Regions from separate parts of the Homo sapiens genome. Here region 1 is linked to region 2. A link is a loop called in an ENCODE intact Hi-C map of the cell type or tissue named here. Cell type or tissue: endothelial cell of umbilical vein. All regions are shown on one strand. Links, peaks and the distances in the headings refer to the core of each region. The heading gives the core; the rest is flanking DNA. Region 1 has its middle 24 kb from the start of SNX13. Region 2 overlaps PRPS1L1 (phosphoribosyl pyrophosphate synthetase 1 like 1).

Region 1 (15,578 bases), core at 2,528-10,527, 54 kb after region 2:
TTGACAACCCAATTAAACTCCAGCTTTGGCTATTTTCATCAATAAGATGCAAAGAAACACAGCTATGAGTCATTTTCCTTTTCTGTAGGACAGTTTTTCCTTCAATTAAATCAATACGCTTAAACAATCTCAGAAAACCCAGAATCTCAAATATCCTTGATAGTTCTGAAAATCAGGGTATTCATGGAAAAATTATTCATACTAAGATCTATTCTGCACGATAGAAGCACAACTTTGATGTAGAACTATTGCTATGATTTTAAAATATTATATTTCTCCAAAAAATTCGGTTAAAACCTTCATTTTTATCTATTTTCTTTTGCTTTATTCTGTCGGCTTAATGAAACCAAGAATGACAAGATACATGGAAAACCTGCATCTCAAGCCATGATTTTATTCCTAAAATCAAATCTATTTTTAACAGATACCGAGAGCCAGGGACTAATTTTTACACAAAATTATGCATTCATGGAAAAACTGTGAATGAATCTACTGCTTGTTAAAAGAACTAAAGTAAGTGATGGTGTAAACTGCCACCTAGAGTTGAGATTTAAATTCAGTTCAATATCTAATATAAAAATGACCCTATCAGTCCAAGATTTTTAAATCTCACATATTTAACATGTACACCAAAGACCTTCACTATAGAGTCCATTTCATCCTTTATCTGTAGAGTCTATGTCTCTATAAATTTGGAAGTTCTGCAAAAAAAAAAAAAAAAAAAGGTTTTTATTGAATGAGTACAGTACAAGATTACTAGAAGTAAAAATGTTATATATGTTATTATCTGTTGGCTATATTTTTTAAAATAGTCTTTGGGAAAGTATATTTAATATATTAACATATGCAAATTATTCACAGACAAAAGGTCAAATTATTTAGAATGTCTTATGTTCTAAATTCCTTGAACAAAAATATATTCAGCCTGGGCATTGTGGCTTATACCTGTAATCCCAGCACTTTGGGAGGCCAAGGCGGGTAGATCACTTGAGGTCAGGAGTTTGAGACCAGCTTGGCCAACATGGTGAAACCCCGTCTCTACTACAAATACAAAAATTAGCAGGGCATGGTGGTGTGTGACTGTAGTCCCAGCCTATTTGGAAGGCTGAGGCAGGAGAATTGCTTGAACCTGGGAGGCAGAAGTTTCAGTGAGCCAAGATCATGACACTGCACTCCAGCCTGGGTGACAGAGCAAGACTCTGTCTCAAAATAAAAAAAAAAGTATATATTATATTATATTATATTATATTATATTATATTATATTATATTATATTATATTATATTCAGCCCAGCTCTTTCAATCATAACCTATTTGTCTTCCTGCTTCACTTACATATACACTGTGGGTCAGAGGCTTTTACCACTCAGTAGGATCACTGTCATAACAGTTCACTGTGTGAGCTACTCAAATTTAAATAAAACAGTAAATTGCTGGGCGCAGTGGCTCACGCCTGTAATCCCAGCACTTTGGGAGGCCGAGACGTGCGGATCACCTGAGGTCGGGAGTTCGAGACCAACCTGACCAACATGGAGAAACCACGTTTCTACTAAAAATACAAAATTAGCCAGGTGTGGTGGTGCATGCCTGTAATCCCAGCTACTCGGGAGGCTGAGGCAGGAGAATCACTTGAACCCGGGAGGTGGAGGTTGAAGTGAGCCGAGATTGCACCATTGCACTCCAGCCTAGGCAACAAGGGCAAAACTCCATCTCCAAAAAAAAAAAATTTAAAAAAAATTAATAAAATAAAACAGTTAATTTGTGTGAGGTCTAGAAAGCTAATATCTCACCTCCTTAACTAGGTTACTCTAAAACCATACTCTTGTCAGAATCCCTAAAATTAATGGAGTAGCTATAAAAGAACCCAGACAGTTTCAAAAATTGAGAACAGCCATTCCTACCCCAAATTTTCACCCAGTCACAAGTAGAAAAAGGATTTCTACATCTAACTACTCATGCACATCATGGATCAAGCCTTAAGTCTGTGTGTGTATGTCATGGCAGTGTTGAGCTTTTCTGGGTCAAGCAGATGGGTCTATGAGATGAAGATTTAGAAGAGAGCCAACGCTAATACGTCCTCTGAAAAATTCTACTTTGTCTGCCACCTGACTAATTTATTTTATTTATTTAGTTAGTTTTGAGACAGCGTTTCGCTCTTGTCACCCAGGCTGGAGTGCAGTGGCTCAATCTTGGGTCACTGCAACATTTGTCTGCTGGGTTCAAGCGATTCTCCTGCCTCACCCTCCTAAGTAGCTAGAATTACAGGTGCCCACCACCATGCCTGGCTAATTTTTGTATTTTCAGTAGAGGTGGGGTTTCACCATGCGGGCCAGGCTGATCTCAAACTCCTGACTTCAAGTGATCCTCCCGCCTCAGCCTCCCAAAGTGCTGAGATTACAGTAGTGAGCCACCACACCTGGCCAACTACTCGAATTCTTAACCCTGGCTACGTACCTGGTTTATGTTTAAGCCTGTCAGAGCATGGAAAATAGGTTGTTGACTCTTTTCTGCCAAATATAATTTCCTACTTCTTTCTCCTCTAATAATTCCTCATTCTTATCCTCCCCACCCACTTTCCCAGGGCAAGTTTATTATCCTCATTTCCTCCCATAAAATTCTGTTTCAACATTCCTTTCCATTATCTCTTTGTAACCCCCATGGCCCAGTCCTCTGAGGGAAAACCTGTGTTTAATCCTGTCTGTTTCTATAGCTTCCTTCCATCTCTTCTAAACTCTTCCCATGTCTTTGCATCTCTTACAGTTTCCTCTGTGAAGCTCTTGCCTTCCACTGCTTCTATAAACAGCCAAAATGTAGGCAAAGCAAGCTTCCTCCCTATTCCCTAGAAATTTCTACACGTTAAACTGCATTCTTTTCCTCCTCATTATTTAACACTTACACCTTATTTGCTCAGTCAGCTTGCCAACACATACCTCTGCATCTCCTCTGTTTCTTCTGTCACTTTCATGAAGCCATTTTTGTCTATTTTAGAGGATTTCTATCCTCATTGCCTTTGTGATTTTCATCTCCATGCCCAGTCCTAACAGTGTCTTACCATTTATGTTGAAATACCTTGCAACATGACTTGAGCATTCCCCGTGTGAAAAGGATTCTTCTGCATGCTTTGCAGTTTGTATTACTTTTTCCTTTAAAAAAGCTCCATGAGAGTAGCATTCTTATTGTGCTCATTTTACAGATAAGGAAAGCTATGCAGGAGTTCAAGTAACTTGTCCAAAAGAAAAGTCAGTAAGTGATAAAGCTGGAATTTGAAACTCAAAAAGTTTAGAATCCAGAGTCCATAGATTTCGTTACTAGGCTATACTGCTTTAGCTTTTCTTCCTAACTGCTTTTACCCAATGCTAGCCATGAACCTCAAAAGACATGAGAAAACATAGATTTAGGCTGATTAAAGAAGGGTTTAGGAAGTCATCTCACCTTTTGCAGTGAAAAAACACAACGGATCCAGGCAGCACTCTTATATAATAATAATTTTTTAAAAATGGTAGAAAGGATTTGGAACCAGGCTCCTGGAATTTGATTCCAGGCTTTACCACCTGTGTAACTTTGTGTGGTTATTGATCTCTTAATTTCCCTTTGTGTGAAATGGAAATTATATCTGCCTTTAGCCAATATTATGATTCTAATCCAAAGTTGTGACTCTTTTTTTCTTTTTCCTTCTTTTGTACTCCCAATTATGCCTCTTCCAACCTAATACTGTCTTTTTGTTGGCTGTTGTTTGAACTGATAAAGATCCTAAGCCCCAGGTACAATCCTTTCCTCCTCTAATCTCTCCTTACGGTTCATTCTGGTAAATTTTGACTCTTGCTAAAGACTGCTAAATGTCAGGCTAATTTTCCTGATAGAACTCGCTGGAATAAATGATCTAACCCTTAGAGAACAAAAGATATTTTCTACATGAAATAGGTGATAAGTGCGAAAACTGCATGTTAATGTAGGGCGACGAGATAAATTTTCATAGCCCTCATAAAACCATATCAATGAAACATCTGTTCAGTCTATATAATGGGAATATGTTCTGCCATCTATCAATCAGCGTATCAACTAGCATATGGACTATTTATATATGTATATATATATATATGATATAGGTTATAGAGTTTGGGAGGTATTAGATGATAATCATGCAAACTGAATGCTTAGCACGCTGCTGGGCACATAGTAAGTGGTCAATAAATATTAGCTATTGTTTGCATTGCTGTTCTATAAGTGAATCTATATTTAATTATTAAATGTCTGACTAATATTCCATGCAAATAAAAATAATTAGACATGCCCACTAGAGAAGCAGACACAATTCTGCTTTCATAATTGTATCTTTTCAGATTGATCTAATCGATTATACTGCTCACACACTGCTAGTTATAATTCACTTGAATTTTGATTGACATTAGCTTTTCTTTAATGCTGTAGTCTGAATGGGGGCCTCAGAAAAAAGTCTATGAAGGGAAACATTAAGCAATACTAATATTGTTTGTTCAGTATGTAGATCACAGATGATTTCCATACTTCAATACATTTGAGAACACTAAAAATACGCTACAGGAAGGTGCATATTATTGGTATTTAAAAAACAGAAAATATGGGGGATTATTTTAGTGTGTATTATTGCTCAATGTCATATACCAGCATGGGCAAAGAAGAAAGCCAGGGACTGGTCTGGTAAGTGAAATGAAACTATGGCAGGCTTTCTAGTTTTGTCTCAATTCTAGAGACAAATTAGGGACAATAGTAAGACAGTGACATTAATAATTATAATTCCTAATAAGGAAGTGGCATTAAATGTGGGCAGAAGTTTCAGAAACAGTGGTGCACAAAAAAGTCATATCCACAATTGTTCCTGAGAAAAATCAGAAATTTCCCACAATCTTGAGGGAAGCTAAATTGGGAAACAGACGGGTCAACTGAGTAATGTCAATAAAAGTGGTCAGGGAAAAGCTGAATTCAGATGAACTTTTCTATACAGTTTGCCTTCTAAGATAACGGCTTTTATTAATCTGGTCATATAAGCAGAAATTTTACCACGAGTATAGAAATACCTTAAAGGTACTGTTCTTCCCGTGAGCCCTAAAGGAAAATTGTGGATGTTTTAAAAAGACACAGAGAAACAGAGTTTCTCAGAGCCACACAAGTACTCAGGAATATCATGAGTACCGTGGAATATAATGAGTGGCCCTGGGCACATTGCTAAACTCTCTGTGCCTGCATTTCCTTGTCTGCAAGACAGAGATAATAATAAACCTATCTAGGTTTTTTACTATCTAGAGATAAAGTTGCCTAGATAATTTCCAAAGATTATACATGGAAAAACACATAGAACCATTCTAGAACATATTATTTTGCTCATTAGATGTTAGTTATCATGATCATCTGTATTTAAATTTAAAAGGGTAAAATGGGTCATCTGAGTACTTTTTCCCTGGAAGCCCCTTCCAGTGATGGTAACTTTTTTCTCTTTCTTGAGACAGGGTCTCACTTTGTCACCCGGGCTGGAGTGCAGTGGCAGGATCTCGGCTCACTGCAGCCTCGACCTCCTGGGCTCAAGTGATCCTCCCACCTCAGTCCCCCAAGTAACCTGAACTAAAGGCATGCGCCACCACACTCAGCTAATTTTTTTAATTTTTTGTTGAAATGGGGTTTTGCTTGTCCAGGTTGGTCTCGAACTCCTGAGCTTAAGCGATCTGCCCACCTTGACCTTCCAAAGTGCTAGCATAGCAGGCGTGAGCCCACGTCCGGCCCAGGGGTGGTAACTTTAAAAATTTTCCTATTCTTGTCATGGAATAATCATACCTTTACCATTTTTTTTTTATCCTGAGATCATTAAAGACGTATCAGTAGAAATTGCTCTAATACTAGTGGAAAGGAATCAATAATTATTTTCTTCTTTAGATTTATTCCAGTCTAAAGATTTAAACCTACATTTTCTTCTGTTAGCACAGCTCCTAAGGAAATTGTACTAGTACTTTATGTTTGAGAAGGCCTTGATATTTTCAAAGCAACTTTGAAGAGTAATTAAACAACATCTCTATGAAGCAGGTCAGTACTTTCATCTTTCAGAATAGGTAAACAGGACACAGAGAAGTAAAATAATAATTTGCTTTAGGTCATGAACTAGCTCATCATTTGAAATTACTTCCTGTCAATTAACTAGTCTGTGGTTCAATCTGACAGGCCAAGCTACAACAAATAAAATATCAAAATACTACTTTGTATATTGTTATATATTAGTGAGTCATCAGTGTATCCTGTCCTTCACAAATCAGAACTTTGCATCTCATGTTCTGGCTGCTTCTGTTGACCTTCCTTTCCCAGCCCCTTTATTTTTCTAGCTAATTTTAACTCATGCTTTATAATGTGACTCATGTGGAATCTCTAAGGAGACTTGCCTGGCCTTGCTGTCTCTTTTAGAGTCTCCTACTCATTGTTCACAAAGCATTCTGGGTCCCACCACATATCTCTATCATGGCACTAACTAGACTCTATTATGATAAGGGGCTTTCTGAGGAAAAGGAACATTTCTTTTTTGTCTTTATATTCTCTAGCATAATATCTAGCACATGATATTTGCTCAGCAAATATTTTTGAATGAAAAATGCATATATGGGATATGTATTAGTCAGGATAGGAGAGGATGTGCTATAATAACAAACACATACTAAGTTTATTCCTCACTTAATAGAAATGTCTAACATAGGTCAGAAGAAGGCTCTGCCTCCATAACTCAAAGATGCAATCTGACCAGACTCTACCACCTTATGGTGCTGCATTTTCTAAAGCAGATAGACTTCTAGATTGACACAAGGAAGGAGAAAAAATTGCTGGAGGAGTGCACACGGAAAGTGAAATTCACTGTGACAATAATTTCCATTCAAAAATCATTGGCCAGAGAACTACTCACTTGAGACCTGAAACAGATAATGTCTGTCATTGGCTTAAATCCCTGATTGGCATGTGTTCAATGGCCAGCACCTGTGACTCTTCTTCAATAGCTTCCATTTGGGTTACTGGAGCCCCTTTGCATCAAGAGCCAGAAATGCCTGGTGCATACTTTGAAGTGGCTGTTGATTTTTTTTTTTTTTTTGAGACAAGGTGTTACTGTGTCGCCCAGGCTGAGTGCAGTGGTGTGTTCACAGCTCACTGCAGCTTTGACTTCCCAGGCTCAAGTGATTTCAGCCTCCCAAGGAGCTGGGACTACAGGTGAGAACCATTATGCTTGGCTAATTTTTTGTAGAGATGGACTCTCACTATGTTGCCCAAGCTGGTCTCGAACTTTTGGGCTCAAGTGATTTGACTGCCTCAGCCTCCCAAAGTGCTGGGATTATAGGCGTGAGCCACCGTGCCTGTCTGTGGCTGTTGATTAGAGACTGTTTTGTACAGGAATATTAGCTCAGCTCCCTTGCTTCAGGTTGGGATAACTCTGAGAAATTGTTTTCCCTCCAAAATTCTCTTGTAGGATCTTCCTAAAGCCTACCATGTGTGGGACTTTTGCCTTGCTTGGCTTTATTTCATTCTCTGTCTTGCTTCTATCACTTCCTTACAGTCTTCCTTGAGAATATTTCCTTAATATATCACTTGCATATACATTCTTGTCTTACAGATTGGATCTGGGAAACTTGACCTAAGACAATATCACCTAACTAAAAGGTGGACAGGGAAGTTTTATGCAATACGTTTCCAGAAAGAAAGAACAGATATAAGTGAGCGCTATAATGTCTGCCACAGCATAATAAAAGGCAATTTGGTGATTAAAGAAAGCTAGCTAATTCTAGCAATAGGGACTGGACACAGGAAAGGAAAGGCAGGATAGTGTGGGAAAAGCATCACTGAGAAGAGTGACTTCACTGCAGGTAAAAAACTGAGGAAACCAAGCTAGTAGTCCAAAATGCAAAGTTGAAAGAAGCCCTGGTCTTGGTCCTAACAGGAGTCATTATTTGAGAAGAACCAATTGTGCAGTAATTATTAGAGATGACAGGTAATGCAAGGGGTCCATGTCATATCAGGGTATAAATATGTACAAGGAAGTGTAAGTACCAGAGGAAGTCAATTTGATGGCATTCTGGTTCTGAGTTATTATTTTAAAGCAGGTCCTTAGTTAACGACTAATAGTATGGGGAATTCCGGAATAGGATGTGGCCTTTGGTAGGAAAATGGTAGTAAATTCTATGCAGGGCCTCTGGGTATTGGAGAAACAGACTAGAGGCTCTAATTTTGGTGGAGTACTAATAGAGAAAAAAATCCCAGTTGAATGAAGTGGGCAACACTGTGAGGGTAGAGGTAGGCTGCACTTGATGAGCACAGTTTTGCCCAAATCTCACAGATGGTCTGGGTGCTGGTCCTGTAGCTGCAAGATTCATCCCAGATGCCTCTGGCTGATTTTTCTTGCTCTGGTGAAGTCAGCCTTCCACTGGATAAAAATCCCTTTGGCAATAAGAGCTGCAAAGTAAAATATTTTCTCTTAATGCTTCTAGATTTTGAGTCATAGTTAGAAAGGATTTCCCTACATTCCTGTTTTATTTTATTTATTTTTTTGATCACACAAATAAAACTTTTCAATGTAATCTGCTGGTTCTACACTTTATTTTATTTACCATTGACCAATGATCACATGTGAGTGACTTGGCCATGACCTATAACCAGTGCTCGATGATTGCAAAACACCCACCAGCTGGTGGAGCAAATTCCTCCCTGCCCGAGATGATGCTTTCAGGAGCTTTCTGGGCACGAAATGCTTCTCAGTGGACAATTTTTAAAAACACACATACAGAGCCATGTGGATCCCCTATTTGTATTGTCACCAAGGAAAAGAATAAGATATAACCTCAAAATCAGTGAAGAGATGGGGGTTCTCAGGAAGGATTTTGACCTGTTATTTCTGAGGAATAGCAGAAATTTATGGAAATTCTGATTTTTCCTATAACCATATGATGGTATCATGCTTACCTGTTGCCTCCTGAACATGGAGGCCACAGTCACCAACTGAGAGGCCACAGTTTCCGACTCTGCCAGCCTCCTAACGATGTGCCAGCATAGGGGGAGCTGGAGATGTCCTCAGCAGAACTCACTTTTCTGTCCCCTCTCCGTGGTAACTCCTGTCCCTGCTCAAGTGTTCCGCCCTCACCCGCAGTTGTCTTTTCCCTTCAAAAAACAGGATGCGTGCAGCCATGGCTGAGTTGAGGCTGTCCACTCCAGGTGCAACAGGGATCAGCAGCCTCTTGCCCGCAGGGCTCTCGGCAAACTACAGAGATTCCAGGATCATGCCGTAGGTCACGCCACCAACCATTACAGCTGCTGGTGCCTCTGTCCAGTCCAAGTCATAACTCTGAACCTCAATAACAGGCAGCAAACCTTTACTGGCTCCAGTTTCTAGACCTTGCTTTTCTTCATACTTGTGAAACTTCAGGAATCGCCAATCCTACACCCAGCCATGGTCACTGGCTTTATTAGACATCTGAGCCTGAGCATAAAGGCTTCAGTTGTCAGCCACACAGACCTGGGTGTCAGGGGGCAGGTAATTTGGCACTGTTTCGTTTTCAGATTATCGATAATGGGCACTTGGAAATGTGCACCCATACCCGCCTGTAGCACTTTGGGCTCCCAGGCATCCACACATCCTTTCAAAGTGAGTAACACTTTGCTGCAGCCTTCCCCAGCTGGAGATCTCAGAATTGTCCCCAGGTTCCCAGGGTCGCAGAGATTGTCACAAATCAATAATAAAGGCAGTGAGTGCTAAAGCTGAGTCTTTGGATATGTCATGTTAGCATGGTCAGGTTTGGCAAAAATCCCCATTATTCTCGTGGCATTACTAGGTTGGACCAATCCTTGATGTCCTCGAATTTCATCTTAATGAAGCTGACACCCTTCAGCTTATCGATGAGCAGCTTCTTTATGTATTATAGATGGCTAGAGAAGAAAACTTTCAGCACAGCTCCAGCCTTCAGATCGTCTGCAATGAGCCTGCGACCTTTCGGCAGTATCTTCCCTTGCTTTTCCCGAAAAGGCCTGGACTTAACTAGTGTCATTACACTGCAGGTTCTGTGGCATGAGGAATTTGAAGAAGGCTGCAAGGCTGCCTGTAATGGGTATGATACCTTGTTTCTTAAAATCTTCTTTAGACTCTGAATATCCCTATGAATATAAGGTGTTAATTTACATGATCAGGCTGAGAGAGACCACCCAGGGAAATATGTGGCCTTCTATCTCATAGCTTATCTGCATCAGGTTTTTCCATCGACAGAGTGGGTATGATGACAATGTATCTTCCTCACTGAGTTTTGAGCAACTTTTCATTGAGATCACCTATATACAGTGTCTGGTATGGGATCATGTGTGTAGCGGCACTGACATTCATGTCTTAAATGAACTCATTCATGTTCTCTTCTAGTAATTATATGATTTAATATTTTACATTTGGATACCTGATGTGTTTGGAGAATTGTCTTTTGAATAGATGAAGTATGGATCTAATTTTGTCTTTTTTCAAATTTTTTTTTTTTTGTCTGAGACAGAGTGTTGCTCTGATGCCCCGGCTGGATAGAGTACAGTGGCGGGATCACCATTCACTGTAGTCTCAACTTCCAAAGGCCCAAGTGATCCTCTCACCTCATCCTCCCCCGTAGCTGGGACCACAGGCACATGCCACCAGGTCCGGCTAATTTTTTTAATGTTTTGTATAGACGAGGTCTCACTATTTTGCCCAGGCTGGTCTTGAACTCATGGCCTCAAGTGATCCTCCTGTCTCAGCCTCCCAAAGTGCTGGGGCATGAGCCACTGCACCTGGCTCCAAAATTCTAATATTTGAATACAATTTTTGTTAAAGACTATCATTTCCCCCCAGTGATACAAACTTCCACATCTATCATTTACTAAATTTCTTATGTGCTTGGTTGGATCTATTTCTGGACCTGGTATTCTGTTTTATTGGTCTCTCTATTCCTGCATCTACACTCTACTTTTTTAATTATAGAGGCTTTAAAGTATGTTTTATGTCATGTAAGTCTACTTCCCACTCATTAGCTTTTTTTTTTTTTTTTGAGACCGAATCTTGCTCTGTCACCCAGGCTGGAGTGCAATGGCGCAATCTCGGCTCACTGCAACCTCCACCTCCTGGGTTCAAGAGATTCTCCAGCCTCAGCCTCCTGAGTAGCTGGGATTACAGGAGTGTGCCACCATGCCCAGCTAATTTTTATATTTTTTAGCAGAGACGGGGTTTTGCCATGTTGGCCAGGCTGGTCTCGAACTCCTGACCTCAGGTGATCTGCCCACCTCAGCCTTCCAGAGTGCTGGGATTACAGGTGTGAGCCACTGCGCCTGGCCAGCTTTGTTTTTCTTCTTCTTCTTCTTCTTTTTTTGGAGATGGAGTCTCATTCTGTCACCCAGGCTGGAGCACAGTGGCATGATCTTGGCTCACTGCAACCTCCAACTCCTGGGTTCAAGCAATTCTCTTGCCTCAGCCTCCCGAGTAGCTGGGACTATAGGCACATGCCACCATGGCGGGCTAATTTTTTGTATTTTAGTAGAGATGGGGTTTCACCGTGTTGCCCAGGCTGGTCTCAAACTCCTGAGCTCAGGCAATCTGCCCACCTTGGCCTCCCAAACTGCTAGGATTATAGTCGTGAGCCACTGCGCCTAGCCTAGCTTTTCTTTATTTGGAGTTTCCCTTCATATTCTTGCATGTTTATTTTTCCACATGAATCTTAGCATTAATCTATCTTCATCAAATAACAACAACTTCAGAGTATCTTTACTGGGATCACATTTAATTTATATATTAACTTGAAGGGAATTTACGTCTTTATAATATTGAGTTTTCTTTCCCAAAGAGAAGGGATGTCTTTCCATTATTTCAGGCCTACTTTCTGCATTTGAATATTTTAAGGTTTTTCTTACATAGGTTTTGCACAGTTTTTGTTGATTTATTTCTAAATATTTCTTTCTGTCCTTATTTTAAACATTTGTTTCTTTAATTATATATTTTTAATATCTGCTACCTTATTAAATGTTTTTTCTTACTTGTGTTAGTCTTAGCATTATCTTCTGTGTTCTCAGTACACCAACATATCATATGTCTTTACATACAGTTTTACTCTTTGTTTTCTACTTTATTTATTTATTAATTTTTTATTTTTTTTAAGAAATGGGATCTCCCTGCATTTTCCAGGCTGGCCTCAAACTCCAGGACTCAAGCCCTCCTCCCACCTCAGCCTCCCAAGTAGCTAGGACTTCAGTTGCCAGGTACACACTACTGCACTGGGTCCTTTCTTTTCAAATTCTTACAGTGCTGCTTATTTTCCCTTGTATGATTTCACCAGCTAGTAGCTTTGGTCTAAGTTTAGTAGTAGTGGAGCTGATAGCTATCCTTACCTTGTTCCTGACTTTGGCAGGAATGTTTCCATCATGTCTCTATATATCCATCATTTCATAGCATGTATATCAATTTGTACAGCTTTTAAAACATATCTAGCCCTATGTGCAGAGTGGGGCCTGAGCATTTGTTTTATAAAAAGCTTCAGAACTGATTCTAATGTAAACTCTCAAGAATGTATTCCATAACAATATAAGGTATAAATAAGTAAATTAAGTAAGTGTGCAAACATTTGAGTTACATTTTGTATAGGACCTGCAGATACAAAGATAAGCACTTTATTAAGCTCAATGTAGTAGAGGAAAGACCTACAAAGTAATGATTGCATGCAATATAATTATTACAGAATAGAAAGTGTTTCATCACTAGTATATTTGCCAAAAGTTATTCTCTAGAGAGTTCACAAAAAAATTTACTTTTAAGTTTTATAAAACTGTGTCCTATAAAACTATTTATTAATCTCTGGTTTTTAAAATAATTCAAAATTGGCATTCATCAACAGTTACTGCCTAAAATATTATTATTCTAAATTTTCTGCTGCGTCCTCTCCTTGCCTCATGTGTTATTTTCAAACTGTAGCTGCATCAATTATGGCAAGCAGTCACATTCATTTTGGGGTTTTCATAATTATTTTATAATCAAAGTTCAATCAGTTGTCTATTAAATGAAGTTATGCAAATAAAAATTCTGAAAGTAAAAGAATTCTCTTACTTTTGTTAAAGGGCTTATACTAATACTTTAAATGTTTTGTCCCTACCACAAACCAACTCTGAGACCCATGTTTTTCCTCAGTGCCTATTGACTTCTGTTCTTTTTAATTGCTCAGCAGGTTTCACATTTGGAAGAGGGTAGAAAAAATGGTTCTCATGTTTGGGATGGGGTTAGACATTTTGAAAAAAGAGGAGATAGGATCTTTAACCTAAAATGGGCTATAGAATTTTAAAAATCGAACACAGCAGGGTAAACTTTTGGCCTCCTTTGTACTTCAGCTTGAACTGGTGCAGCATTTGGGTCTCATTCTCTTGCCTTGCAGGCTCTTTTTCTGCCTGTTGGGTCTGTTGTACCTTTAGTTTAAGAGTTACCTGTGAATCAGAAAAGGTAGAGGGGTCATTATAAGGTATGAGGGGAGAAAGCACAAAAGTGGATGCTTAGGATTAAATTTGGATGCTGTATTTCCGAAGAGACTAGTAGAGAAGATTTCAGATTGTTTTTGTCATGTACTGACCCTGATTTATTAAGATAGAATAGAATAAAGGACACAGGGCAGATGCTGTTTTCAGAAACAATGGTTGTTTATTTGGCTAGGTTAGTATTTTGCAGGAACATAAGCTTGTAATTGAGAAATAGGTAGAAGAAGTAACTCAGTAGAGGACAATCTACCAAGCCTCTGGCAGAAATCCTGTCAGCTATGAAAGATGTCACATTATTGTCCTTCTTCTGGAAGTGGCAATATTAGTGGCCAGCTTTATTGGTGTTTTCCATTTATTTTCAGCTTTTTATATGTGAGGGGAAAGCTTGTGCAGATATGTAAGTATCATGTATGAAGTAGAAAATGGTTTTCGGTCATTACTTTTCTAAAATATAACATTAACTTCCTAAGCGTTTGGAATGCTGTTCATAATTTCTTTTTTGGCAGTTTTTCTACACTTCATGGAGTAAGTGTATTAAGCATATCAATGAACTGTGTATATCATCTGTTTGCAATTTCCTTTCTGGCAGTATAAGGGTGAAAATCTTCTAACTCAGTATTAGTATTATCCACAGGTGAGAGTGTGGTGTTTTATATACACCTTAGTATGCATAAAGTCTTTTGTGTGAGGAGTTGCCACATGGATCTGTTGGTTATTTATTTTGTGTTTTAAAACTCCATCTGCATGTCAAATAAAATAACAACTTAAATAGGTGCCAAACTGTTTTACAGCACGGTTTAGTTTGAGATCAGTTACTACTTTCGACATCAGGGTAAGGTATCTTATGGAAGTAATAAAGAATTTCAATAAGTAGATAATAAAGAATTATAAGTCACATATTTCTTGTCTCAAACCAGATTTCTTTGCATCTAACTTTTTCTTCTTGGTGCTGAACACAACACCTAAAGCCATGTTAATTTGCAGTTCTGTTGTAATGAATTATCATGAAAATCTGAGTTCTGTCATCAGAAACATTTAGGGGCCAATTCATTAATCTTGTACCCAAACCTTTCTTTTAGACACACCCACACACACATACACACACATGCACACACTCATGTAAAGGATGGCAAAATATTGTTTCAGTTCAGTGAACAAGGACTTAATAGCTTTCTGTGTCATGCTTATATATCAACTTATCTTTGCATATGTTTGACTTAATATTATTGCCAATAGCATGAGAGGTATTTGTGAATATATAGATTCCAAGAATGTGAGCTAGCCTTAAGGGTTAGACTAGCTAAACTACCCATTAAATAGGTATAAACTACTGCAGCCTTAGAACTAAGGATAGAATTTCTTTCTGTGTATTAATTAATCATTCTCAACTAGTAACTTAATGGTTTGTATGATTTAGAGAAGTAACGCTAAATTTCAACTAAGTGCACAAATTTAAATGTAGTAAAATTCTTCTTAAAATGGTCCAGTTGGCCAGGCACAGTGGCTCACGCCTGTAATCCCAACACTTGGAGAGGCCAAGGCGGGTGGATCACCTGAGGTAAGGAGTTCGAGACCAGCCTGACCAACATGGTGAAACCCCGTCTCTACTAAAAATACAAAATTAGCTTTGTGTGGTGGCGCATGCCTGTGGTCCCAGCTACTTGGAAGGCTGAGGCAGGAGGATTGCTTGAATCCAGGAGGCGGAGGTTGCGGTGAGCTGAGATCATGCCATTGCACTCCAGCCTGAGCAACAAGAGCGAAACTCCTTCTCAAAAAAATAAAAAAGAAAAGAAAAGAAAAAAAAAGTCCAGTTAATTTCATAGCTTTAGCTCTTAAACTCTCATTACTAGACTTATCTATTAATCTGATATTTTAGTCTATTTGTATTCTTCCGTAAGCCTTAAACATTGTTTATTTACTTCAACTTTGATGGGATATTTATAATGTTGTCTATTGGCTCTAGTGAGAAAGTGTTTTTATTTTTTATAAAGTAAAATATACTGCATTTTAATTTTTAATTAAGATTTATTTTCAAATAACTCACTATATTACTTTATTGTGTGCATTACATTT
Region 2 (15,578 bases), core at 3,304-11,303:
AGACACTTGTGTTACAATCTGCCTCGCAGCTGACAAACTTCTCTCAGCTGGAGCAACCAGAGTTTATGCTATCTTGACTCATGGAATCTTTTCTGGCCCAGCCATTTCTCGCATCAACACTGCATGCTTTGAAGCAGTGGTAGTCACCAATACCATACCTCAAGATGAGAAGATGAAGCATTGCTCCAAAATACGAGTAATTGACATCTCCATGATCCTTGCAGAAGCCATAAGGAGAACTCATAATGGGGAATCTGTTTCCTACCTGTTCAGCCATGTTCCTTTATAACAGAATAACTTCTAGGTTATGCTATTTTAAAATAAAATAAGATTAATAAAAACAAACCTTGCCTTTATTTTTTCTTAGGTTTGATTAAAAGTTCAGCAGAAGATCCAGCTTGCTCCAGTGTAACTTTCTACATCCCACATCAGGTATATAAGAGTTTACCTTAAATTAGGGAAAAACAGGTTAAGAATAATCACTAGGATTTCCTGACTGGGTTGTCTCATCTGGCTTCTTTGATGATTTTGTTAGCCCAGCAGCTTTAACTACAGCCCTTCTGCTGCAAAGATTTCAGACTTCTGAGGGTGTTTTGTAGAGGTGTTTGAAAGTGGTTGGAAAGCTTACATGTAAATGCTTCGGAGTTTTCTTTTTTCAGAACAACTAGCAATAAAGCCACCCAATCTACCCCCTGCCCCAAACCCCCACTTTGTGTCACAAATTCTCCAAGTTCGATGCTCAGTTGCAGCAAGAGCCCTGAGCCACCACAAAATTAATTCTGGTTGCTGAACACCCTCAACAGCAGGAATAGGCAACTTTCAGCTTGAGCAGCCATTGGGATCTTGAGAGGAAGCAACAAGTACAGTAAATGCTTCTTGAGAGGAGGAAGATTGATCTGTCACCATCTATTTGGACACTATCTATCTTGGATTCTCAGTTATACCTGTTCCTTTTGATTTAGCTTTACCTCCACCCATCTTGACCTTTTCATTGCTAAATATCCTACTGGGCCCCAAATGGTCAGGGTACCATAGTCTTCTGGAAGGCAAACCCACTTTTTGCTATGTAATCTCTAATATTTATATTAGTTATTTTTGCTGTAACTTAATCTTCCTTAGTTTATTACCACCATTGTAGTAGATGTTAGGTGACATTGTAGTGACTTTTGTTAAATTTAAACATTTAATTTTTATCTCCCTTCCTTGTATTTTGTTGGCCCCTCAAATGACCTCAGATTTATATTTTTAAAATGTTGTTATTGTCCTTTTTAGGGAAAACCAATAAAATATCTGCATATATGTGTGGGGTGGAGAGGGGTGGTGCAGAGCACCATACCTAGATTTATCATGTGAAATTTCTGATCTCCAAGAAAAAATCACTAAGAATTTCTAAAGAGTAAAACAAAAACAAGAAAGTTTTAAAGAAACAATATTCAGATTGCTTTAAATTTTTCATTTGAACGCTTGGGCTGTAAGCAAAATGGAATAATTTCCTCACAGTTCTAAAGGAATATTATTTTTCACCTAAATTTCTGTGCTTAGCCAAACTATCATTGACATATGAAGACAATATTAAGGGACTCAGAAACTACTACCACTAGTGTTTCCTGAAAGTACTTCTTGGAGATACTGAAAACAAAAAATATATACAGCCAAGAAGAACACATAGAATAAAAGAGATGGTGGTAAGCAAAAAAAGAAGTGACACTGACAGAAAAATAATTTTTATGAAGTTACTGTAAAGATTATGGCCGTTATTAAGGTAAAACTCACATAAAATTGGGCCACATCATGAAGCAATTTTGAGGCTGGGAGGAGTTAGGGTTAGTGTAAATTTATTAAGGATCTTGTCTAGTTTTGGATGGAGGTTATTAACAACAATCATTCACATTATAGAAAAACCTGAGTTTAAATAAGGTATTTTCTAAAATTCAAGGGCAAGGAGCAAGCCAGAGAAGAAAAGAATGGGATAAATAACTTCCAAACTCCTAGAAAGAAAAAGAAGGTGGAGCAGGGGGGTGGGGGGGAATAAGCAAAACTCAACAAATTGAGCTGAAGATAGGAAATAAAGAAAGAAAACATAGCAAAGATAAAGTACCCAATATATACTATCACAAAAGTCAATAGGTTAATTTTGTAAAAGATACATTATTAGATTGGGTAGCTAAAATACCTAATAATATGCTATTTATAGGACACACATCTAAAAAGTTTGGTATAAAGAGATAGAGAAAATATACAAAGTAAATGGTAACAAAAAGAAACAAGCAATGATAGATTTAGTCAAAACAAAAGTGGAATGTGCTTTGCTGATTAAACCCACCAATAAGTTATAATCATCATGAATCTTTATCTACCTAACAACTCAACATGGAAATAGAAAAAGAAAAGTGAATCAGCGAGAATATAAGAAGAAATGGAAACGCACAATCATCATAATCAAAGAAGGAAATTTTGATAAAACTCTCATAAGTTATCAAGAAAAGGTATTATAGGGTTTAAATGACTCCATTATCACAACTTAATATAGAAATTAAACATAATTTACATTTCAAGTATGCATGAAGCAAATATAACAGGTTTCACAGGTTTTAAAGATTTTTTAAAAAGAAAAAATACATAATAGGTCATAAAAAGTCTTAATAAATTTCTTAAAGAAATGTATGTAGACTATATATAGTATAGTAGCATTACTACTATCATCTTAACAATATTATGAAAAAATAAAACTATCAGTAAAATAGGAATAGAACAAACCTTGCTTGACCTGCTAGAGAAAATCTGGTATAGACCTAATTAAGGACATACTTAATGATGAAACATTGAAAACATTCCCATTAAATTTCTAAACCAATGGGAAAGAGGCAAGGAAAAAAAGAGAGGTATCAATACCAGAAGGAAAGAGCCAAAACTTTCATTATTTGAAGATGTCATGATTGCCAACAAAAAATCCAACAATCAAAAGAAAAACTCAGAATTCATAAGAGAGGTCAGTAAAGTGAAAGTATGTAAGATAAAATGACATCTTTCCTAAATACCAGTAAAATATAATTTTAAAACATAATTGAAAGAAATGTTTCCACAGCCTAAAACAATAAAATCTACAACATGACCAGTAATAAATCCCAAAACTGTAGGATTTGTATGAAAAAATGTTGCCAAAGGATATAGAAAATACCTGAATAAGTACATTATAAACTTGGATAGGAAGAACAATATTGCAAACATGATAGTTTCCTATCAAGTCAGTGTGAACCTAATCAAAATCTTAAAGGGATTTTTTTTTTTTTTTTTTTTGTCAGAGTCTCCCTCTGTCACCCAAGCTGGAGGGTAGTGGCCCAATCTTGGCTCACTGCACCTCCGCCTCCTGGGTTCAAGTGATTCCCCTGCGTCAGCCTCCCCACTAGCTGGGATTATAGGTGTCTGCTATGACGCCCTGCTAATTTTTGTATTTTTTTTTTTCAGTAGAAACGGGATTTCACCATGTTGGCCTTGCTGGTCTTCAACTCTTGACCTCAAGCGGTCTGTCCTTCTCGGCCTCCCAAAGTGCTGAGATTATAGGTGTGAGGCACTGTACCTGGCCAAAGGGATTTTTAAGATAAGAGAATTTGACACAAGCTTATTTTAAAGTTCATCTGGAAAAGTAAATAAGCAAAAATATTCAACATCTTTTCTGTGTCACAATACATTAAAACATTTCAAAGCTACAGTGATTAAAATGTGGTATTGATGCAGGAATGGACACATAAATTAATATTGCAGAATGTATATTCCTGAAACAGACTCATGTATACTTACAGGAATTTAGTACACACATACCCTATTTAGTGGAGGGACTGTGTTACTGGAAAGAGGTACATAACTGAATCAACTCTATCAGAGAATTGCTATCACAAAGTCCCTATGGAGATGCTTTCCTGATATCCTGCCTTGGCAACCACTTCTGCGGTCTACTCAGAGTCTCCGAAGTGGGGATGAGACTACTACCTTAGTTTTTTCCTAGCTATCTTCATACAATTGTTGGTCAATCTAGATCACAGTGATGCTTAGGATGGCCTTTTTAATGTCAGTTAGCACTTACCAATATCTAGTTTCTCCATGGTCTTAACCTTCTGCTTCCTTGATTGCATCCTGGAAAGTGCCTCTTCAAAAGCCTCTCCAAGGCTTCTACTTTTAAGACCCATTGTAACACTATTTTCTTGCTTATATGAAGCATATTCAACATTATTATTTCCACATGCTTAATCAGTCATTTGGGACAAACTTCTCTACAAAATACAAAATAAACAAAAGACAGCCCATTGAATAGTAAATAACACATGCTGCAGAACATATTCACCCTATGGTAGCTAAGCAGTGGGCCTCCTAGCTGAGGCTATAGTGTTCTTATGCTTATTGCCTGAGAACTGTTTTATACAGTTCGTCACACTACACACGAATTCCCATTGGCTGAGAGCTCACACCCATATTTAGAGAAAGAGAGAGAGAGGGAGGGAGGATTCTGTTAAAATGTCATTAAATCAACTCAGGAATCGTGGTACATGCCTGTAGTCCCAGCTACTCCAGAGGCTGAAATGCTGAGATGAGAGAATCACTTGAACCCAGAAGTTAAGAGACCAGCCTGGGCAACATAGCAAGACCTCATCTCTTTAAAAAAAAAAAAAAAAGGCATTACCTCAAATATTCATATATATGATAAAACTGGCATATTATAGATAAATAAGGCATTGATCAATCAATAGGATCAATAGGGCCAGATAACTAGCTACTGATTGGGAAACCACAGCTTTATCTCATCCTTAAATGATGTACGAGAATAAATTCCCTAGGAATGGTTATAAAAAACAGAATTGTAAAGCATGAGAAGAAAATGTGGAATCACATATACCTTTATAGTTAAAAAGGCCTTTTTTTTTTTTTTTTTGAAACAGGGTATCCCTCTGTCACCTAGGCTGGAGTGCAGTGGCTAGCAATCTCGGCTCACTGCATCCTCCATCTCCTTCAGGATCAAGCAATCCTTCTGAGTAGCTGGGATTACAGGCGCATGCCACCACACCTGGTTAATTTTTGTATTTTTAGTAGAGATGGGGTTTCACCATGTTGGCCAGGGAGGTCTTGCACTGCTGGACTCAAGAAATCCTCCCGACTCAGCCTCCCAAAGTTCTGGGATTACAGGTGTGAGCCACCGCACCTGTCCAAAAAGGCCTTTTTAAGAAGGATATAAAACTTAGAACTCATAAAAGATAAGATTGAAACAGGACTTCTGTGATTCTACAGCCAGAAACAGACTGATACTCAGCTACAAATGTGTACTACCCTTTGAGAGAGGATGAATGACTCTAAGGGCAGAGTGGCACAGAGGCCAGCTGGGGCTGCTGAGGACAGCCCAGAAGCAGACTGAGCTGCCGCCATAGGCCCAGAGGCTAATGGAGCCATTGCTGCAGACTCAGAGGCTAGAGCTGTGGCCCCAGCAAGTGGAGCATCATCTTAGTCCACCCAGACTGCTGTGATAAACTACCATAGACTGCGTAGCTTATAAGCAACAGAAATTTACGTCTGACAGTTCTAAAGGATGAAAAGTGCAAGATCAAGGTGCTAGAAGATTCTGTGCCTGGTGAGGGCCCACTTACTGGTTCATGGACAGCTGTCTTTTCACTGTCTTCATATGACAGAGGGGTTAGAGAACTCTTGGGGGTCTCTTTTATAAGGGCACTAATCCCATTCATGGGGGCTCCACCCTTATGACCTAATCGCCCACCAAAGTTTCCACCTCCTAATACCATCATAGTAGGGGTTAGGATTTCAACACAGGAATTTTGGGGAGACACAAACATTTTGTCTATAGCAAGCATCAAGCCACATATAATTAGTCTTAGGTCTTGAAACTTAATTAAATTTCTCCTACTAGATTTCAGAGTTGGGACTGACAACCTTTTTATTCCTTCCAATTTCTCTCTTTTTGAATAGGAATGTATAAGGATATATATTGTAAACCCAATTCATGCATAAGGATACGCAATGCCTGTCCCACTCTTTTACTTTGGAAGTAGATAACTTGTTTTCTATGTTCGTGATCCAGAGATAGAGAGGAATTTCTGCCCCAGGATAATTTATACCCATAGTCTCACCCATATCTGATTTAGATGACAAGATCTGAGGCTTTGGAGCTGATAATATTTAGGTGAGATTTTGGACTTAGTGCTGATGTTATCATGGGCTGAGACTTTTGGAGATGTTGAGATGAGGTGAACATGTTTTATATGTGGACAGACATGAAATTTGGGGAGCAAAAGGGATAGTAGGCTGAATAGTGGCCCCCAAAAGGATATATCCAAATCACAACCCCCAGAACCTGTGAATGTGACCTTATTTGGATAAAAGATCTTTACAGATGTAAATAAGTTTAGGATTTTGAGGTGAGGTAATGCTGGATTTAGGGTGGGCCTTAAATATCATTATAGGAATGAATAGGCAAAAGAAGGTTGGAGAGACAGAGACACAAGGGAGAAAGTCATTGATGATGGAGGCAGAGATTAGAGTGACACGTCTACAAGCCAAGAAATGCCAAGGACTGCCAGCAGCTGCTAGAAGCTAGGAAATAGACTCTCCCTTAGCGTCTCCATAAGCAACCAACCCTGCTGACACCTTGACTTTGGACTTTTAGCCTCCAGAGAATAAATTTCTGTTGTTTCAAGCTACCCAGTTTATAGTAATTTGTTACTGCTCCCCCGCCCCCCAGGAAACTAATACAGATTCTGGTAGCAGGAAGTGGAGTCCTGCTATAACAAATATGTAGGAATGTGGAAGTGGCCTTGGAATTGGGTAATGGTAGAGGCTGAATGAATGCTGAGGTATATGAAAGAAAAAGCCTAAATTGCTTTGAAGAGACTGTTGGTAGAAATAGAGTTGTTAAAAGAGATTCTGGTGAGGGCTCAGAAGGAAGAGATGCTTCTCTCATCTTAGAGAATGTATGTGTCCTCGCAGATTGTTGGTAGGAATATCAACATTAAATATGCCTCCAGTGAGGTCTCAAAAGAAAATGAAGGGTATGTTATTTGAAATTGAAGGAAAGGCTGTCCTTGTTATAAAGTGGCAGAAAACATGAATGAATTGTGTTTTACTGTTGGGTGGAAGGCAGAACTTCTAAGTGATTAACTTGGATATTTAGCTGAGATTTCCAAGCTAAGTGTGGAACATGCAGCCTGGTTCCTCCTTGCTGCTTATAGTAAAAGCAGAGAGGAAAGTGATAAATGTGGAAGGAATAAAGTAAACAGGAACCAGAACTTGATGATTTGTTGAGTTTCTTAGCCTATCCAGATGGCAAAGAATGTGAAAATCAGGAAATTCATTGTTAGAAAATCATGCTCTGGATAGAAGGCCAAGGGTGTGGCTAGATAACCTTTTCCTGAAGAAATTAAGTGTGTGACTCATAGGTCTAGTCAACCATCTCAGCAGAAAGAAAGAATAGCGTCTAAATAGACTGATAGAGTACTAAATAGCTATTGTGCTTTGGTTGATTTTTTAAAATTGATATAAACCTTACCTAATGATAGGCAAACCTAGGAATAACTAAGTAGGCATCTAAAATACCAGCCTAAGGATTTTTCATTTATTTAAAAAAGCAATGAGAAGCCCTTGTAGCTTTTTAAGTGGATTTTCAGTAGATGGCTGATGCAATGAAAACTACTTTCATTTTTTTTATTTTTATTTTTTTTTTGAGACAGAGTTTTGCTCTGTTGCCTAGCCTGGAATGCAGTGGCCCAATCTTGGCTCACTGAAACCTCTGCCTCTCCGGTTCAAGCCTCTGCCTCTCTGGTTCAAGCGATTCTCATGCCTCAGCCTCTGGCGTAGATGGAATTACAGGTGTGTGCCACCGCACCTGGCTAATTTTTTGTATTTTTAGTAGAGACAGTGTTTCACCACGTTGCCCAGGCTGGTCTCAAACTCCTGGCCTCAAGCAGTGTGCCCCCATTGGCCTCCCCAAAGTGCTGGGATTACAGGCATCAGCCACAGCACTGGGCGAAAACAGTACTTTCTAAAGAGAATTCAGCAGTATTGTGCAAACTGAACTGTACTGGAAAGATTCTGCAACTGGGAAACTACATGTGCCTGGGTGGTTTCCATTTTGAGAAATTGGGCCTAAACAATATTTTTTTAGTGTTATAGTAAACAAAGAAGCCTTCATTTTTTTCTAATCCCTAATGCACACGGGAGTTGTTTACGGGAATTTAGTCTGGGTATAAATTTCTAAATGTAATGCTGACAGAATCTCTTATCAATGACATGATTAATGATGTTTTCTTCAGAGTGGCTTCAGTTAGTGTTTATTAAGATGCTTCCCAAATCCTAATTCTATTTCAAAGATACAGTCAGATGATTATACTTATGAGTACCCTGTAAGAATGAGAAAAGAAAAGGCAGTGATTGAATGGTTTTAAATAACACATTTTATCCTGATTAATTATTATGCAACTAGTGACTTTCTTCTTCTGTTTTTATATGCATCATTCTCTTTCTTTCTTTTCTAGGAAAACCATTAATTTTTTTCATCTTGATTTCATTGCAAATGCTATGTAATGACTGGCATAACTCACTGCTTAGGGCATGGGAAGGGAGCCTCCCTTTTGCAACATGAAAGAGTCTCTGGTTGTGGAATAGGCAATGAGTAGTGTCTGTTTCACAGACTGAAAATTGTGCTTTTCTTCTTCGTCCTTGCTTACTGATATGGTTTGGCCATGTCCCCACCCAAATCTCACCTTGAATTGTACTAATCTCCATGGGTCAAGGGTGGGGCCAGGTGGAGATACTTGAATCATGGGGGCGGTTCCCCCATACTGTTCTTGTGGTAATGAATAAGTGTCATAAGATCTGATGGTTTTATAAATGGGAGTTTCCCTGCACAAGTTCTCTTGCCTGCTGCCATGTAAGATGGGACTTTGCTCCTCATTCACTTTCCACCATGATTGTGAGACCTCCCCAGCCATGCAGAACTGTGAGTCAATTAAACCTCTTTCCTTTATAAATTACCCAGTATTGGGTATGTCTTTATTAGCAGTGTGAGAACAGACTAATACACTTACCATTTGGCTTTTCCACTTAATAACCTACCAGTTAAGGAAGGATTAGAAAAACTAGCCCTGTGAAGGTCTCCAGGCATATTAAGATATGGGAAGAACAGCAAGAGCAAAGGCTTTGAGGTGGGAACATGCATGAATTACAGCAACATAAAGAAGTTCAGTGTGGCTGGAGTAGAGTGAGCAAGAGACACAGCAGAATGAGATTAAGTCCGCAAGCTGGGGCAGATTCAGATAATGTAGGTAAGCTATCACATGCTCTAAACTTCTCTATCTCCAGTCACCATCAAATTGACCTTTTTTATTTTAATTTTTTTCAAGACAGGGTCTCACTCTATTGTCCAAGTTGGCATGCATTGGTGTAGGTCAGGGCTTACTGCAGCCCCGAACTCCTGGACTCAAACAATCCTCCCACCTCAGCCCCTTGAGTAGCTGGGACCACAGGACTATCACCATGCCTGGCTAATTTTTAAATTATTTTCTTTTGTAGAGAGATGCGGTATCACTATGCTGCCCAGACTGGTTTTGAAATCCTGGGCTTCAGTAATCCTCCTGCCTCAGCCTCCCAAAGCTCTGGGATTTTGGGAGTGCACCACTGCACCTAACCTCAAATTGATCTTTTGTTTGCTCCTTGCTTGTTAGTGCTCAAGTCTCTACTAGGAAAATTATGTCTTAAATTATTCCTCATTAATAAGAATTTTATCTTTCACAGGAGCTTTCTGAAAACACTGGCAACTCATACATTCCCAAACTTGCCAGGTCATCAAATTCTTGGCTTCCCACTCTTGACTTCCCGAATCTTCAGATAAGAGGCTTGGAAAACAACATTTTTAAATGATTATCTTCAATGATTCTTATGATCTGGCAAGCTTAGGAAACACGAAGCCTCAAAACCAAGACTGATTGAGGTAATTTTGAGTGCAGAAGACAGTTTTGAGCAGTAACATTCCAAAAGACATGCTACTTTACTAATACCTGTGGCAGCTCTGGTCAATACTTGAGCTGCTACTTTCCCCTACAATGACCATGGCCTTCATCTCTCGTGGATCCTAGAATTCCTTCCTGCTGACTTGAGACATGACCTCAGATTCTTTCTCCATGCAGGTATCCAGGCAGCCACTATCAATTGATAAGACCTGGCATAGAAGGCGAAACTTAAATGCCATCCCTCTCATAAGGTTATCACTAGACTAGGGCAACTTCTCAGCTGACTTTTATTTGGGGAAATACTAAATTATTACATTTTAAAAAGTTTGGGTTAATCTATGGGGTTAAACTTATTTTATTGACTCAGCAATATATACTGATGTAAACTTCACAACTGCAGTATCCGGAAAAAACGGATTATGACTATTTCTTTTATAACAGTTTATATATGCAGACATATTTCTGAAAGGGACAGTGAAAACAAAAATGAGTTTTAGAATTAGAGTTTAAGGTAAATTCTGGCTGTGCCAGCTATATTACCGTACAGCTGTATTACGGCGCATTAGCTGTTAATATTATAATATTAGCTGTACTATCAGCTATCTTAGTAACCAATTAATATATGTCTTTGAATCTTTGATTCTTCATTTCCACAAAAGAGACAAAATACCTCGCACAACTGCTGTAATTTAATATAAACGTTTATGTGTGAAACAGCTAGAAGAGTTTTGGTCACATTATGTGGACATGAAAAAAGCCTAGATTTTCTCCTTTTATTTATTTGAAACAGAAATCTCCATCCATTAGCTGACTCACTTATAAGACTCTTTGTGCGTTCCTCTGTTTGATTACAGAATTTGGGTAATACATGGAAATTTTAATAAACACCCTAAAATGCTATTTATGCAAAGTTTAATAGTTAATATATATTCAAACAAGCAAAATCTTTGAGTAACCTTTTTAATTCTTATGGGCATGTGCCCTAGACTTGTAAGGAAACCATGGAATCAAAGTCTCTTCGAGTTAAATGGGACCCTCAACATCATCGGTACGATGTACTGAATTCTTACAATAGATGAGAGAAGCTAAAATTGGGGCCTCATTTACAAATATGTTTGTCCTGGAGTTAATAAAGTATTGTCTAAAACTAAATTTTCTATTTCTTCAGTAAAGAGTAATGACTGTGAGTAATGTGCAGTCTTCAATTATTGAAGAAATATTAATTTATATTAATGATAAGGCAGGAAATTTAAGCTAACCCAAGAAAAACAGATGTAGGAAAAACCTATGCCCAAAAATGTTTTCTAAATAACTCAAGTAATCAGAAATGTAAATAAATAAGAAAATCCCATTCCTAAACATGAGAGTTATTCAAAATTATACTGAAGTTGAATGTGTACACCTCTCAAGTTTTCCCAAGTTTTGTCTTTCCTCTACTCCTTAAGCATAAGTACTTCTTCAAAACATATATCAGTAGGCTAAAATATCAAAAAGTTAAATTATAGGTTGTTGCTACCTGCAGTATTGCATCAGCTTCAAGGGTCAACCCCTATTTTCTGTCTCTCACCTCCCCTTCCTTGGCTATTCTCAAAGAAACTTGCTAGCTTCTCAACCAATCCTAACAAAAGCAGGCTCAAAACCTTTGAATCTGCAACCTGGTGCAGATTTTAAATTAACCACAGCAATGGAACAGCTACCCACAGTGGTGGTTCCATATGCCCTCTGTTTCTCCTTTACCACCAACGTGGCTAAGCCCAAGGTCTGCCATATGAGGACCCAGCCTCGGGTGTCTGGGCATTCCTTGGGTTGTCACCCTCTGATCCTCCCTCTTATGTTAGCCATTAGACTAGCTTTTTCCTTTGATTCGCCTTCTTCTCTATATTCTATCAGCTCTGTGCCCTTGTACCCATTTAGACTGCGGCCCTACCCTGAGCCCCAGGTGATGTGAAGACCCTAGAAGCTTGCTAGTCTTAGTGTCTATGTCCTTTCCTGAGGAGAAGCTGGTTTCTCTTGCACCTCCTGCATTATCACATCTGTTCAACTCTTCTGCATCATTACCTAGATTTCCTATCATTGCCTTCTGCCCATCAAATCCACTCTTCTGATGCTGGCAGTTGCTGGTATCATGCCCAAGCTTGCTGTGTCTTTTGGGTGCTCTGCTTTTGGAGCCCCCGTCTGATCTCACTGGGGCCACCCTCTCACTTCCCACACCCTAATCTTTGCCACTGTGAGTAGCTCTCCACCCAGTTTTGGCCTTGACCAGCTCCCTGCTGAGGTCCCCATGTGCTTGCTAACAAGGCTGACCTAAGTCAATTCTACCTGTTCCCTTGCCACTAATATGTATCTACATACTTTCGCCTACGAAATGCTGATAGTAACCTTCAAAAGCATCCTTTTAATCTCATCATTCTGATGTTCAAAAGCCCAATATTAATTTTCTATTGTCTACTGCATTTGAAAAATTCTTCTGTTTGGCTGTTAAGAATCTCCCAGTGAGGCCAGGCATGGTGGCTCATGCCTGTAATCCCAGCACTTTGGGAGGCCAAGGCAGGTGGATTACCTGAGATCAGGAGATCGCGACCAGCCTGGCCAACATGGTGAAACCCCATCTCTACCAAAAATACAAAAAATTAGCCGGGCATGGTAGCGGGCACCTATAATCCCAGCTACTCAGGAGGCTGAGGCAGGAGATTGCTTGAACCCGGGAGGCAGAGGTTGCAGTGAGCTAAGATCGTGCCATTTTATTCCAGCCTGGGTAACAAGAGCGAAACTCCGTCAAAAAAAAAAAAAAAAAAAAAACTCCCAATGAAACTATCCTTATAAACTTTATAAAATAAACTGAGCTTGCAGCACATTCAGCATTAATCATTAGGTCAGCTTGCCTTCTGACCTGCTTCCTCATAGTTGTGTGGTGCCTGTTGTTCTAGAATCACATAGACTCTGGATTATAGCTCCCTTAACTGCTCTATAGATAACAACTTGAACATTATGAAAGGTTAAGTTTTCCCTTTGAGATATTCTTTCAACTCCTACATACCAGCAAAACTACTAATGTCAGTTGAAGGACCCCACAAGGAGCTGACTCACCAAAGAATGCAGTTTTCACATCCTGATGATTTTATACCCCTTACCCTGGCCAATCAATAACCCCAATTTTCTAGCCTCTTGCCCTCCATGATTCCCTTAAAAACTCCAGCTCCGAACTCCTTCGGGAGATGGATTTGAGGGTCTCCTCCCATCTTCTCACTCAGCCACCCTGTGATTATTAAACTCTTTCTCTGCTGCAAACCCTTCAGTGTATTGGTTTATTACTGTACAGTGGGCATAAGAACCTGTTGGTCCTGTAAAACCATGGTCCATTCAATCAAATTTCCCAAGAATTCCCAAGAGTCAGATATGATTAGCTCACAGGCCAAGTCCTTTTCTCATGCTGTTGGTTCCACATAATCTGCCCTCCTTCCTCTTCCCTGCATGTTCCAGTCCTACTCGTTGCTCAAAGGCAAGCTCCAGTAGGAATCCCAACATAAAGTCTTTCCTGGACCCTCCAGCTCTTTGGTACATTGACCCAGTATATATATATTTTTTTAACAATTTAGTACTTCTTTCCTAATTGCTTCATACGTTTTGTTAGTCCTGCCGTTCACAGGAGGATTGGAAGGATTCTGTAAGAAATGACCATTTGCTCTACTTTTTTATTTCTTACAGTGCTTAGAACAGTGAGAGGAGGCATAAAATAGACTAATATAAGTACAGTTGGTTTTAAAAGTGCCTTATAGGCAAATCTTTTTCTTTGCATTGAAAACACATTGGTCGAGAAATGGATTCAAGATAGCCAAATAGGAACAGCTCTGGTCTACAGCTCCCAGCAAGATCAACACAGAAGGTGGGTGATTTCTGCATTTCCAACTGAGGTACCCAGTTCATCTCACTGGAACTGGTTGGACAGTAGGTGCAGCCCATGGAGAGCTGCCAAAGCAGGGCTGGGCGTTGCCTCACCCAGGAAGCACAAGGGGTCGGGGAATTTTCTCCCCTACCCAAGGGAAGCTGTGAGGGTCTGAGCCTGAGGAACTCCGGCACAGATACCGTGCTTGTCCCACAGTCTTCGCAACCTGCAAACCAGGAGATCCACTCCGGTGCCTACCCCACCAGGGCCCTGGGTTTCAAGCACAAAACTGGGTGGCCAATTGGGCAGACACTGAACTAGCTGCAGGAGCTCTTTTTTTTTTCCATACCCCAGTGGCGCCTGGAATGCCAGCAAGACAGAACCGTTCACTCCCCTCAAAAGGGTTCCTGAAGCAAGGGAGCCAAGTGATCTGGCTGGGCGGGTCCCACCCCTATGGGGCCCAGGAAACTAAGATCCACTGGCTTGAAATTCTCACTGCCAGCACAGCAGCAGTCTGAGATCCACCTGGGGCATTCGAGCTTGGTGGGGTAGGTGCATCCACCATTGCTGAGGCTTGAGTAGGTGGTTTTACGGTCACAGTGTAAACAAAGCCACTGGGAAGTTCGAACTGGGTGGAGACTTCTGCAGCTCAGCAAGGCTGCTGAGGCCAGACTGCCATATTTCTCCTCTCTGGACAGGGCATCTCTGTAAAAAAGGCAGCAGCCCCAGTCAGGGGCTTATAGCAGACTTAAACGTCCCTGCCTGGTGGCTCTGAAAAGAACACCGGAACTCCCAGCACAGAGTTCGAGTTCTGCAAAGGGTCAGACTGGCTCTCAAGTGAGTCCCTGACCCCCATGTATACTGACTGGGAGAGAACTCCCAGTAGGGGCCAAAAAACACCTCATACAGGAGAGCTCTGGCTGGCATCTGGCAGGTGCCCCTCTGGCTCGAAGCTCCCAGAGGAAAAAACAGGCAGCAATCTTTGCTGCTCTGCAGCCTCCACTAGTGATATCCAGGCAAACAAGTTTGGGAGCGGACCTCCAGCAAACTCTATCAGACTGGCAGCAGAGAGTCCTGACTGTTAGAAGGAAAAGAAACAAACAGGAAACAAACAGAAAGGATTAGCACATCTACTCAAAGACCCCATCCAAAGGTCACCAACATCAAAGACGAAAGATAGAGAAATCCACAAAGATGGGGAAAAACCAGCACAAAAAGCCTGAAAATTCCAAAAACCAGAATGCCTCTTTTCCTCCAAAGGATCACAACTCCTTGCCAGCAAGGGAACAAAACTGGATGGAGAATGAGTTTGACAAACTGCCAGCAGTAGGCTTCAGAAGGTGGGTAATAACAAACTCCTCCAAGCTAAAGGAGCATGTTCTAACCCAATGCAAGGAAGCTAAGAACCTTGAAAAAAGGATAGTTGAATTGCTAACTAGAATAACCGATGTAGAGAAGAACACAAATGACCTGATGGAGCTGAAAAACATAAGTATCAATAGCTGAATCAATCAAGTGGAAGAAAGATATCAGTGACTGAAGATCAACTTAATGAAATAAAGACAGAAGACAAGATTAGAGAAAAAAGAATAAAAAGCAACAAACAAAGCCTCCAAGAAATGTGGGACTATGTGAAAAGACCAAATCTACATTTGATTGGTGTACCTAAAAGTGACGGGGAGAATGGAACCAAG

Evidence for each region. Peaks named below come from ENCODE experiments on the same cell type or tissue, not always from the same donor. Only the 100,000 strongest peaks of a DNase experiment are listed, where the experiment ranks them.
Region 1: a loop joins it to region 2, with 5 times the contacts of the local background. A loop is called at or near these places in 3 of 110 quality-filtered maps.

The regions. Positions count from the first base shown.
Region 1 is chr7:17,956,549-17,972,126 of GRCh38, reverse strand. It overlaps the pseudogene MRM3P2. Among named protein-coding and RNA genes, the nearest start is that of SNX13, 24 kb to the right of the region's middle. In endothelial cell of umbilical vein, for the core only: no CTCF peak of the experiment used is centred there; a DNase peak (open chromatin) is centred at 6,326; H3K27ac peaks cover 1,102 bases.
Region 2 is chr7:18,011,537-18,027,114 of GRCh38, reverse strand. It overlaps PRPS1L1 (phosphoribosyl pyrophosphate synthetase 1 like 1), which reads left to right. Exons shown (of 1, transcript NM_175886.3): 1 at 1-345. The coding sequence ends at 289. Among named protein-coding and RNA genes, the nearest start is that of PRPS1L1, 8.5 kb to the left of the region's middle. In endothelial cell of umbilical vein, for the core only: no CTCF peak of the experiment used is centred there; a DNase peak (open chromatin) is centred at 7,334; H3K27ac peaks cover 2,163 bases.